2 separate regions of the Homo sapiens genome follow, and region 2 is linked to region 1. Evidence: chromatin contacts called from ENCODE Hi-C or POLR2A ChIA-PET data. All regions are on one chromosome and are shown on one strand. The core of a region is the stretch at or near the end of the contact, and the rest is flanking DNA. Distances in the headings are between cores, read along the strand shown.

Region 1 (4,624 bases), core at 94-2,593:
ACTCGAGAGGCTGAGGCAGGAGAATCGCTTGAATCTGGGAGGCGGAGGTTGCAGTGAGCTGAGATCACACCATTGCACTCCAACCTGGGTGACAAGAGCGAAACTCTGTCTCAAAAAAAATAAAAGGAAAAAAGAAAAAAAAGAATTGTGTTTGGCACAGGGCAAGTACTATGGAAGCACTCACTCTCTTTTTATTAATAAAGGTATTTTGGCTAATGCTGTGATAGGTGGGCATTTGGTGATTTTTTTTTTTTTACAAACTTAACTAAATAAATGAAAAGGGAACCTTTACCCCATAATTCCCCCAGCCCCACATTGCCTTCTGCATGTGTCATCTGGACCAAGCAGCCCTCTCATCTGTCAAATGCGCTGGCAGAGCCCCTGTGTTTGTGGACTCACATTTCTGCCTCATGCTCACTCAGTCTCTCCCAGGATTTCTCAGAGCCAGAGTTTCATGGAGGCTGCAGTTGCTGAGAGCAGCTATGCAAGAGCATCTCTAAGGGTGCCTCCACTGGCGGTGGCCATGGCCTGGGGCATTTGCCCCCTGGGGTGCCAGCACCACCACTAGGAATGCCCTCTCACCCACCAGGACTCCATCCATTGTGGCCTGTCAGACGTGTGGAGACAGGGGCGCTTACACCAGAACCAAGGTAAACTGGCTGGGGTACCACCCACCCAAGATTCTCCCGATGCTCATCCCATTTCCCTCCACAGAACAGGAGTATAGGCTGGACACAGCCAACCCCCGAGGTACCATTGGCGGTGGCAGAGAGGTTGGACCTATGCAGAGCTGACTGGCACCTGCAGTGACCAATGAGAATAGATGAGACCCCTGGGAGACCTTTAGTTGCTGGATCCTGGGCAGTGGAAGGGAGAGGACTAGGCAGCTGGGCCAGTGGGGAAGCACTAGGTATTTACCAACTCCCATGGAAGAATTTTAGTATTTTAAGACATTTACAGCCTTACTAGTGCTTAATCAGGCCTGAATAAAACCATCCCAAGAGGCCTCAGATGGGAAGAAATTCTTTAGCTCTGTACTTTGGGTTCAGTCATTTCTCCAACATTCGGCAAACATTAGCAGATCTGCCCAGTGCTGAAGTCAGAAAACAAAAAATGGTCTCTTTCTTCCCAGCTCCTAGGCTCCCAAAGAACTTCTCAAACTTAGTGGAGTAAGCAAAAAACACCCAGGCAACTTATTAAAGTCAGTTTCTTGAGTCAGACGTCCCCAGGGATTTTAGTTCCAAGGTTTGGCATTGGGTCCAGGATTCTGCATTTGTGATTCTGATGCAAGCGTCTGGGGAACTCCCCACCTACCACCACCACACACACATCCTTTGAGTGACTCTAGTTTAATGAATTCATAGATGGGCAGGGATCCAGGAGGAAGCTGATGACGGAGAAGAAAAGAGGTCAGCCTGAGACACTCAAAAATATGACCCAAAGTTCATATGCTTGAGATCAAGGCCAGGCGCAGTGGCTCACACCTGTAACCACAGCTCTTTGGGAGGCTGAGACGGGAGGATAACTTGAGCCTGGGAGTTCGAGACCAGCTTGGGCAACATAGACAGCCTGAGCGTCTCTACAAAAAGTTTTTAAAAATTAGCCAGGCATGGTGGTGTGCACCTGTGGTCTCAGCTACTCAGGAGGCTGAGATGGAAGGATTGTTTGAACCCAGGAGGATCAAGGCTGCGATGAGCAGTGACTGCGCCACAGCACTCCAGCATGGATGATAGAGTGAGACCCTGTTTCAAAAAAAGGAAAAGAGACCAATCCTCTAGCAGCTTCCCAAAAAGATGAACATATCCCTAGAGAAGGCTTCTCCTCATCCCTTCTGCCCACATCACTCAGAGTGACCTTTTCCCACTTCCAAAATTTTATTTTAGGCTTTTCTTAACTAAATTAACAGTGATGGGGAAAGGGATGCTGCTGAAGCCCATTTTGTGGTTAAACATCTAGCTATCGTCCCATTGGGAAGTTTCCATCCCTTCTAAAATGGGTCTTCACCAGGTTTCTTCATTACCTTATTTGAAGGGATAAAGATTTCCAAATAAATGAAACTGCAAAATGCATCCAAAACTGTGAAAACCACAACACTGTTAACTAACATTTACCAAGCATTTGCTCTGTGCCAACCCTTGAGCTAAGGGATTTATGTGCATTTTCTCTGTTAATCTTCACAACTCTGTGAGGCAGCTGGAACCTTACTCTTAGAAAGGCTGAGTAACTTACCCAGAATTGCACAGCTGGGGCATGGCAGAGATGAGAAAAGAACCCACATTGCTGTTGCCTGTCCCAGTGCCTGCCTGAAGGCACCCCATACTTTGGTAGTCCTGAGCACAAGTTGGTTTGAGGATGCAAGAATCAGGAAAGTTGAGAACAAGCCAGAGATTGGCAGTGAGTAGGAAAAGCCACCAGCCTCCATGCAAACTCTGTGCCTGGTTAATCAAAAGCCATTCCAGACAGACAGGACTGGCTTCATGGCCTGTGATACCTGGTCACACAGGGCCTCATCTCATGCTCAGAATGGTCCCATATTTGGTTTAAGGCTCACTGTCACCATCTTGAAATTCTTAATAATTTTATCTTTGAACTTATGCTTTATAAAAGAAGCCTGGTGGAGCATGTGCATGAGGAGGTTGGTGATCACGGCATGTCTGCTGTTTCTTGCTCATGATGCCTCAGGAGCACCAAATTCCAGTGGACCCAAGGTGCATGGAAATCCAGCAAGACTCAAATCAAATACAAGGTAAATTCATGATCTCTCTGACTGAGTGGGATGGGAGAGGAGAGGTGAGGCTGACAGCCCTGAGAGGTCACGCTTTCCTTTCAAACCAGAACTTTCTTGGGATGCAAAAAAAACCAATGGCATCCCAAGAAACATAAACAACCAAGAACCCTATCTTACCTGCATTAGGCCCCTGTGTTAGGCAACCACATACACTGAAAATGATGACATAGAAGGCAAGAGAAAGATAGGGCGGCCCATAGTTCTTTTTCTTTTCCATCTTTCCTCATCACAAGTAAACAGAAAGCAGAGAGTTGGCAGAACGTGTGCACATCAAGAAGTGAAATAAAGGTGGTTGAGCTTGTTTTGTACAGTGTATCCACGTTCTGGTAAGAACAAAATACATATGTATGTACGGGCCATGACATACAAATTATGGGATTTGAGTGATTTCACATACAAGTTAAGTGATCTTATATTTACATTTAAAACTAGCAGTGCAGGATGTAAAGATGAACAGTAAAATTAATGCTAATAATGTAACATTTTAATTTTTTGCTATTTAAAGTGACATTAAATAGCAAATAAAACATACCATGACAAGTCAAGAGACTGACTTTGCAAGAGAGAAAAAACTTTCTATTTATTATCTTCGGTGGCACTTTTCCCTTGCCTTTTAAACAAGAGGCCCTGCATTTTCAGTTAGCACTGGATTCAAAAATTATGTGTCAGGTGCTGCCCACAGACATATGATTGACAGGATCCACCAGACCCCCAGCTCCATGCTCACATGCTGAGAGGAAAGGCAGCAGACAGCAAGAGATTTGACAGCCGTAGCCTTGTCACTTACTAGGTGTGTGATCAGGGCCAATTTTTTTTTACCTCTCTGAAGTTCAGATTCTTCATCTACAAAATGGAGATAATATCAGCATCTATCTCCTAGGATACTGCAAGGATTCAGTGAGTTAATATATGTAACATGCTTAAAACAATGTCTGACACTAGTAGTTACTGAAAAAATAGTCTTAGATATTATTATGCCCTGTAAGGTTTTGGGGAGAATTTAATAAAATAATTCATGTCAAGTGCTTAGCCCTGTGCCTGGCATTTAGAATGTGCTCAATAAATATTAGTTACATAAAATTGCATATAAGATGTAATATTGAAGTTCTGTGGGTTAGATGGAGGAATCAATCCAACTGGCCCTGAGTCCAGTTTTTGAGTCTTAGCATAAGCCAGCTGTATTTGAAGGAGATGGTACCTTTAGGTTAACAAATCTGCACTGAGTCTGTGGGCAACAGAGCAATTTTATACAAGCTGATGTTCTAGTTGAAGCCATCACACTTTACCCTTCCAGTCTTGACATACAAATGCATTTTTACACCAGTGGTTGTATAATTATTAACCCTAGTATGATTTAGTTTTCAGAATCACATCTTGAAATCCTAACAGGTGTAACTCAAAAATGCCATGCTCTTGGATTGGAGGTGCAGGTGCGTATCAACTTTGAAATGTTGTTTAACAAGAGACAACTAGACTGTAAAAATTTTCTCCCATGCTGTAGATTGCCTATACACTCTGATGGTAGTTTCTTTTGCTGTGCAGAAGCTCTTTAGTTTAATTAGATCGCATTTGTCAATTTTGGCTTTTGTTGCCATTGCTTTTGGTGTTTTAGTCATGAAGTCCTTGCCCATGCCTATGTCCTGAATGGTATTGCCTAGGTTTTCTTCTAGGGTTTTTATGGTTTTAGGCCTAACATTTAAGTCTTTAATCCATCTTGAATTAATTTTTGTATGAGGTGTAAGGAAAGGATCCAGTTTCAGCTTTCTACATATGGCCAGCCAGTTTTCCCAGCACCATTTATTAAATAAGGAATCCTTTCCCCATTGCTTGTTTTTG
Region 2 (4,582 bases), core at 1,534-4,033, 340 kb before region 1:
CTTGCCCACACATTGTTCTTCCTCATAGTGACAGCTAGAGTGATAACTGGGATTTCAAAGAAGTCCTACACATATATGTGCTTGTCTCATTCATAAAATCCTGACATACCCACAGATCACAGAATTTACCACAAAATTTGGCTTGTAGAGATTTAGATTTGCATACAGTACCCATGAAGACAACTCATTTTGCTTGTCAAGAAAACAAAGCAAAACACTACACATGAGCTCTATGCTGTCCCTGTTCCCAGTGACCTGCAGACATGTTATTAAAACTCATGGTCTATTAAGTCATTATTTTTTATCCTGCTTATCCAAAGCCATCAGGTAACAAAGCAAAATCTGCAGCCAGCCACATGGCCACAGGCCCAGCTGGAATACGTTCATTGACCCTGGCCTGTGGTTCTGGCTTTCCTCCTATGGGAATGGAGACACCACCGTGAGCAGTGATTCTAGAAGGGCCTGTTAAGGACATCTTCCACAATTCTGTTCCCTCTCCTGCATCCAGCTGAGAAAGTGTGTTTCTTCAGGGGAGGGGCGCCCTTAACAAGTTAAAGGGCAAGACTGGTAAACAAAGGCTGTTTTTCAGCATCCATTACATGCTGGGAGGCTTTGATCTTCGTGTTAGGTAAAGTAGGGTCAGGATACGCTTTGCCATCACTTACAGGACAGGCACTGTGTCAGGCTGGCCAACCCAGCCTGGTGTCTGAAGCTTTCTCAGAGGGAGAGACTGGAAAAAAAACACGCTGGGACTGGTCTTCTTTGCCTGCTGTCTGGCTTCAAATTAGGGCTCAAGAATGAGTGTGTCTACTCTCTGCTCAGCTTCGGAGCAGAAAGGTGAGTCCCTTCACCACTGCAGGTTCCAGACAGCTGCCAGCAAACCCCTGTGACACAGCTTCCTTCCTCACTTAAAGGGAATTTGCTGTAACTCCCTTTGGATCGAATTCTGCTGTGCTACAGATAACTGTCTTGTTGCTCAGCCACTTTGCTATTCTAAATGCTTCTTTCTCATTATGGGACTCATTTTGGCTTCACCCTTAATGAGGAGGGATTGACACATTTATCAACTATTACAGAAGTGATGATGCTGAGAAGATTTAAATACAGACTTACAAAGAACATTGAGGCACCAAGCAGGTGCTGTGTGTGTATTTGCACACAAGTGTGTGTGCACACATTTCTGTCTCCCTGTATCTTTTCCTCTCCATCTGTCTTTCTTGTTTGTATAACATCATACACACTGGCAACCCTCATATTATTTATTTACTGCAGAGGAAAGGAATTCCACAACAGCCTCAGGAAAAAAAAAAAAAGTCTTGTTTCTAGTTTTTCTAAATGATTGAGAAGATAAGGATTTAGAAAATAAGGTATGAAAAGCCATATTTGAAATATTTCTTGAGGGGGAAGAAAAGAATCTGCCTTGTTTTGAACTGAAAACTGTTTTCTACTCTAGAGCCTCATGTTTCCACCTTCATCAGCCTTCCTGCCCTAGGAGCCTAAGAAACGTCTGGGAACCAATAACGTTTTCTCAGGGGATTTCATTACTGAAAGGGCTCATTAGGAAAGACATTAAAATACGAATTACCTCATAAACTATTTAGTTGTGTACCCAGTGGGAGTGTGCTTATTAGGGCCTGAGCTTTTCACAAATAGAGCTAATCAATTAAGCTTCATTACAAACTGAAGGGGTCTCAAACAGAATGGATAAGAGAGGGACCATCTGCAAAAGGACTTGATAGGAAGAAACCATCGCCTCTAACAACTGCTAAAGTTAATTATCAGCTTCTGGGTAGAGAAGATAATTCAAATCTTCCTGTCTTTGGACAGAATCTCTTAAGGTTCATTAGTTCCTAAAACAGTGCTTCTCACAGCTTAATGTGCTTGCGAGCTACCTGAGAATCTTATTAAAAAGCAGGTCTGAGGTGGGGCCAGGGATTCTGCATTCCTAAAGGGCTCCCCGGTGGTGCTGTGGGTCAAGGGACCCCACTTTGAGCAGCAAGGCCTTAGATTATTAAAATTTAGCTGGAAGTAGCCTTTGTGGTATTGAAACGAGCCTCTACAGACTAATGCCATGTTGAACTTACAACTTTTCTTGTTGCTTTACATAGAGTGAGAGAATGAGAAAGTTACAGGCAGACTGACCTTATAACCAAAATTTCTTTCTCTCCATGTCCCTAGAGAATTCATTTTTGCTAATATTAATGGTGGAACTTTCACGTAATACTAAAAAGGGGGCTCATTGCAAAAGTAGCTTTGTACCTCCTTAGAGATCAACTTCTAAAGGAAATTCTGGTACATTTTGAATAGTCAGATGGAAGGGGAGAGGTGGCTTTGATTTTCCCCTCAGAATGAGAAAATATTTCATCAGGCTCTGCAAATTCATGTCAAGGCACTGAGCTGAGGACAGTGAGTAGAAGCATTGATCTGGACTTCCTCCAGGAGGGCTTGAGCAGGTTCTTGGAGGAAGTGCGTGTTCTTAGGCAAAAGCAGGGAGCCAGAGCACTAAAATGTTCATCCTGAAAGCCTGGGACTTAGGTGTCCTAGCTGGTCTCTTAAAAGACAGCAACATTCACTGCCTCACTAACCACGCCACTTCTGGAAAGAAAACAGCATTGCCTCCATGGTCAGATCAAGGACTGCCAGGGGTAAGAAGGAAAGCTCTCTCCTGTCTAGACAGCTCCGGCCTGTTGCTAGAACAGCAGCATGCTCCAGAGGTGTGGATCATCTGCTCTAGCTCTTGGGGTTCTGCTCTGTAATAGCAGAATGGGTTTCTAAAGTTCACAGCCACAGCCACTGGCAGAGATGAGGTGCATCTGCGCCTGCTCCGTTCTCAGAATAGAGCTGGACACTTCTGAGAGGATCATATCACTGACACAGTGCCAAAGACCTCAGCATATTCTGAGCCTGGCTATGGATTCACAAATCAAGGCATGGAATCCCTTCCCAAATCCTGGGCTGTCCTCTAGGTCATCATCTAGCATCAAGGCTAAGAATGCAGCCAAATAAAAGCAAGCATGACATTGGGTTACAAATGTAGAGATACAGCACAAGGACCTCAAAATCTATTCCTGGTTCAGTGGCTGTCACTATTAACAAGGAAATGACTTAGGACACCTTCGTATTCCTTCCCCCAGCCTGTGTTAACAATCACACTTTCAATCAACTTCTGAGAACACTTGAATACTAGATGTTTGCCAAAACATCATTGAAAGAGCGACTACAACTTATGAATACTGTTTGCCTTCCTCTACAGAAGTGCAAGGACCAGCGTGGAGCAAGAGAGATGTTCAGGGCACAAGATTTAAAGAGATATTCACTCTCAGAATTGTGCAAATGCACAGTACACGGTCAGCATGCAGACAGCCAAGAGCAAGCTCTTTCCTATATTTGTACCCTGGGCACCTCTCTTGCCTGCTTTCAGCTTCATAAATGAACCAGTCTGCAAGCTACAATATTCTCAAGGGAGGTCTCTTCCTGAGAAAGACCAGCCCAACACAGTTAGGCTTTACAGATCCTTAGAGAACTCCCACTGGAATTCGAGATTTGATTTTGCAAAGGCAAATCATTGCATCCTGGTTAGGATTTTGTTTAAGATTTTAATATTTAAGCAATCTTCAGTTTAGGAAACTGCTATGGGCTGAATTTTGTTCCTCCCATGTCCCACCTCAAATTCATATGTTGAAATCCTAACTCCGGGACCTCAGTATGTGACTGTATTTGGAGACAGGACATTTAAAGAGGTAATAAAGGGGGCCGGGCATGGTGGCTCATGCCTGTAATCCCAGCTCTTTGGGAGGCCGAGGCGGGTGGATCACCTGAGGTCAAGAGATCGAGACCACCCTGGCCAACATGGTGAAACCCCGTCTCTACTAAAAATACAAAAATTAGCAGGGCGTGGTGGTGTGTACCTGTAATCCCAGCTACTCGGGAGGCTGAGGCACGAGAATCGCTTGAACGTGGGAGGCGGAAGCTGCAGTGAGCTGAGGTCGCATCACTGCATTCCAGCCTGGTAACAAAGCAAGACTCCATCTCAAAAAAAAAAAAAAAAAAAAAAAAAAGAGGTACTAAAGGTAAAATGAGAGGTCATATGGATGGGCCCTAATCTAATATGACTGGTGTCCTCATAAGAAAAGGAGATTAGGAATCAAATGATAGACTGGATTAAGAAAATGTGGCACATATACACCATGGAATACTATGCAGCCATAAAAAATGATGAGTTCATATCCTTTGTAGGGACATGGATGAAATTGGAAACCATCATTCTCAGTAAACTATCGCAAGAACAAAAAACCAAACACCGCATATTCTCACTCATAGGTGGGAATTGAACAATGAGATCACATGGACACAGGAAGGGGAATATCACACTCTGGGGACTGTGGTGGGGTCGGGGGAGGGGGGAGGGATAGCATTGGGAGATATACCTAATGCTAGATGACACATTAGTGGGTGCAGCGCACCAGCATGGCACATGTATACATATGTAACTAACCTGCACAATGTGCACATGTACCCTAAAACTTAGAGTATAATAAAAAAAAAAAAAAAAAAAAAAAAGAAAAGGAGATTAGGACACAGA

What was found. A loop is a pair of places that touch in the nucleus more often than their neighbours do. ChIA-PET counts read pairs that join two places held with the same protein, here RNA polymerase II (POLR2A). Pooled maps may share reads with other maps.
Region 2: a loop to region 1 is called in a map of mammary epithelial cell, with 2.5 times the contacts of the local background. The contact joins two enhancer-like sites. A Hi-C loop is called at or near these places in 2 of 168 maps with a recorded cell type or tissue (PC-3 and mammary epithelial cell) and 4 of 50 pooled maps. POLR2A ChIA-PET finds 5 or more read pairs at or near these places in 3 of 52 experiments (GM10248, GM12878 and HEK293T).

What each region holds. Positions count from the first base shown.
Region 1 is chr7:28,402,555-28,407,178 of GRCh38, reverse strand. It overlaps a transcript of CREB5 not described here. Among named protein-coding and RNA genes, the nearest start is that of CREB5, 7.7 kb to the left of the region's middle. Within about 2 kb of position 1,343, at least 2 of the 41 ENCODE cell types and tissues checked have a DNase peak (open chromatin) inside an H3K27ac peak, as active enhancers do.
Region 2 is chr7:28,743,817-28,748,398 of GRCh38, reverse strand. All of the region lies in intron 7 of CREB5 (cAMP responsive element binding protein 5), which reads right to left. Among named protein-coding and RNA genes, the nearest start is that of TRIL, 210 kb to the left of the region's middle. Within about 2 kb of position 2,783, at least 5 of the 41 ENCODE cell types and tissues checked have a DNase peak (open chromatin) inside an H3K27ac peak, as active enhancers do.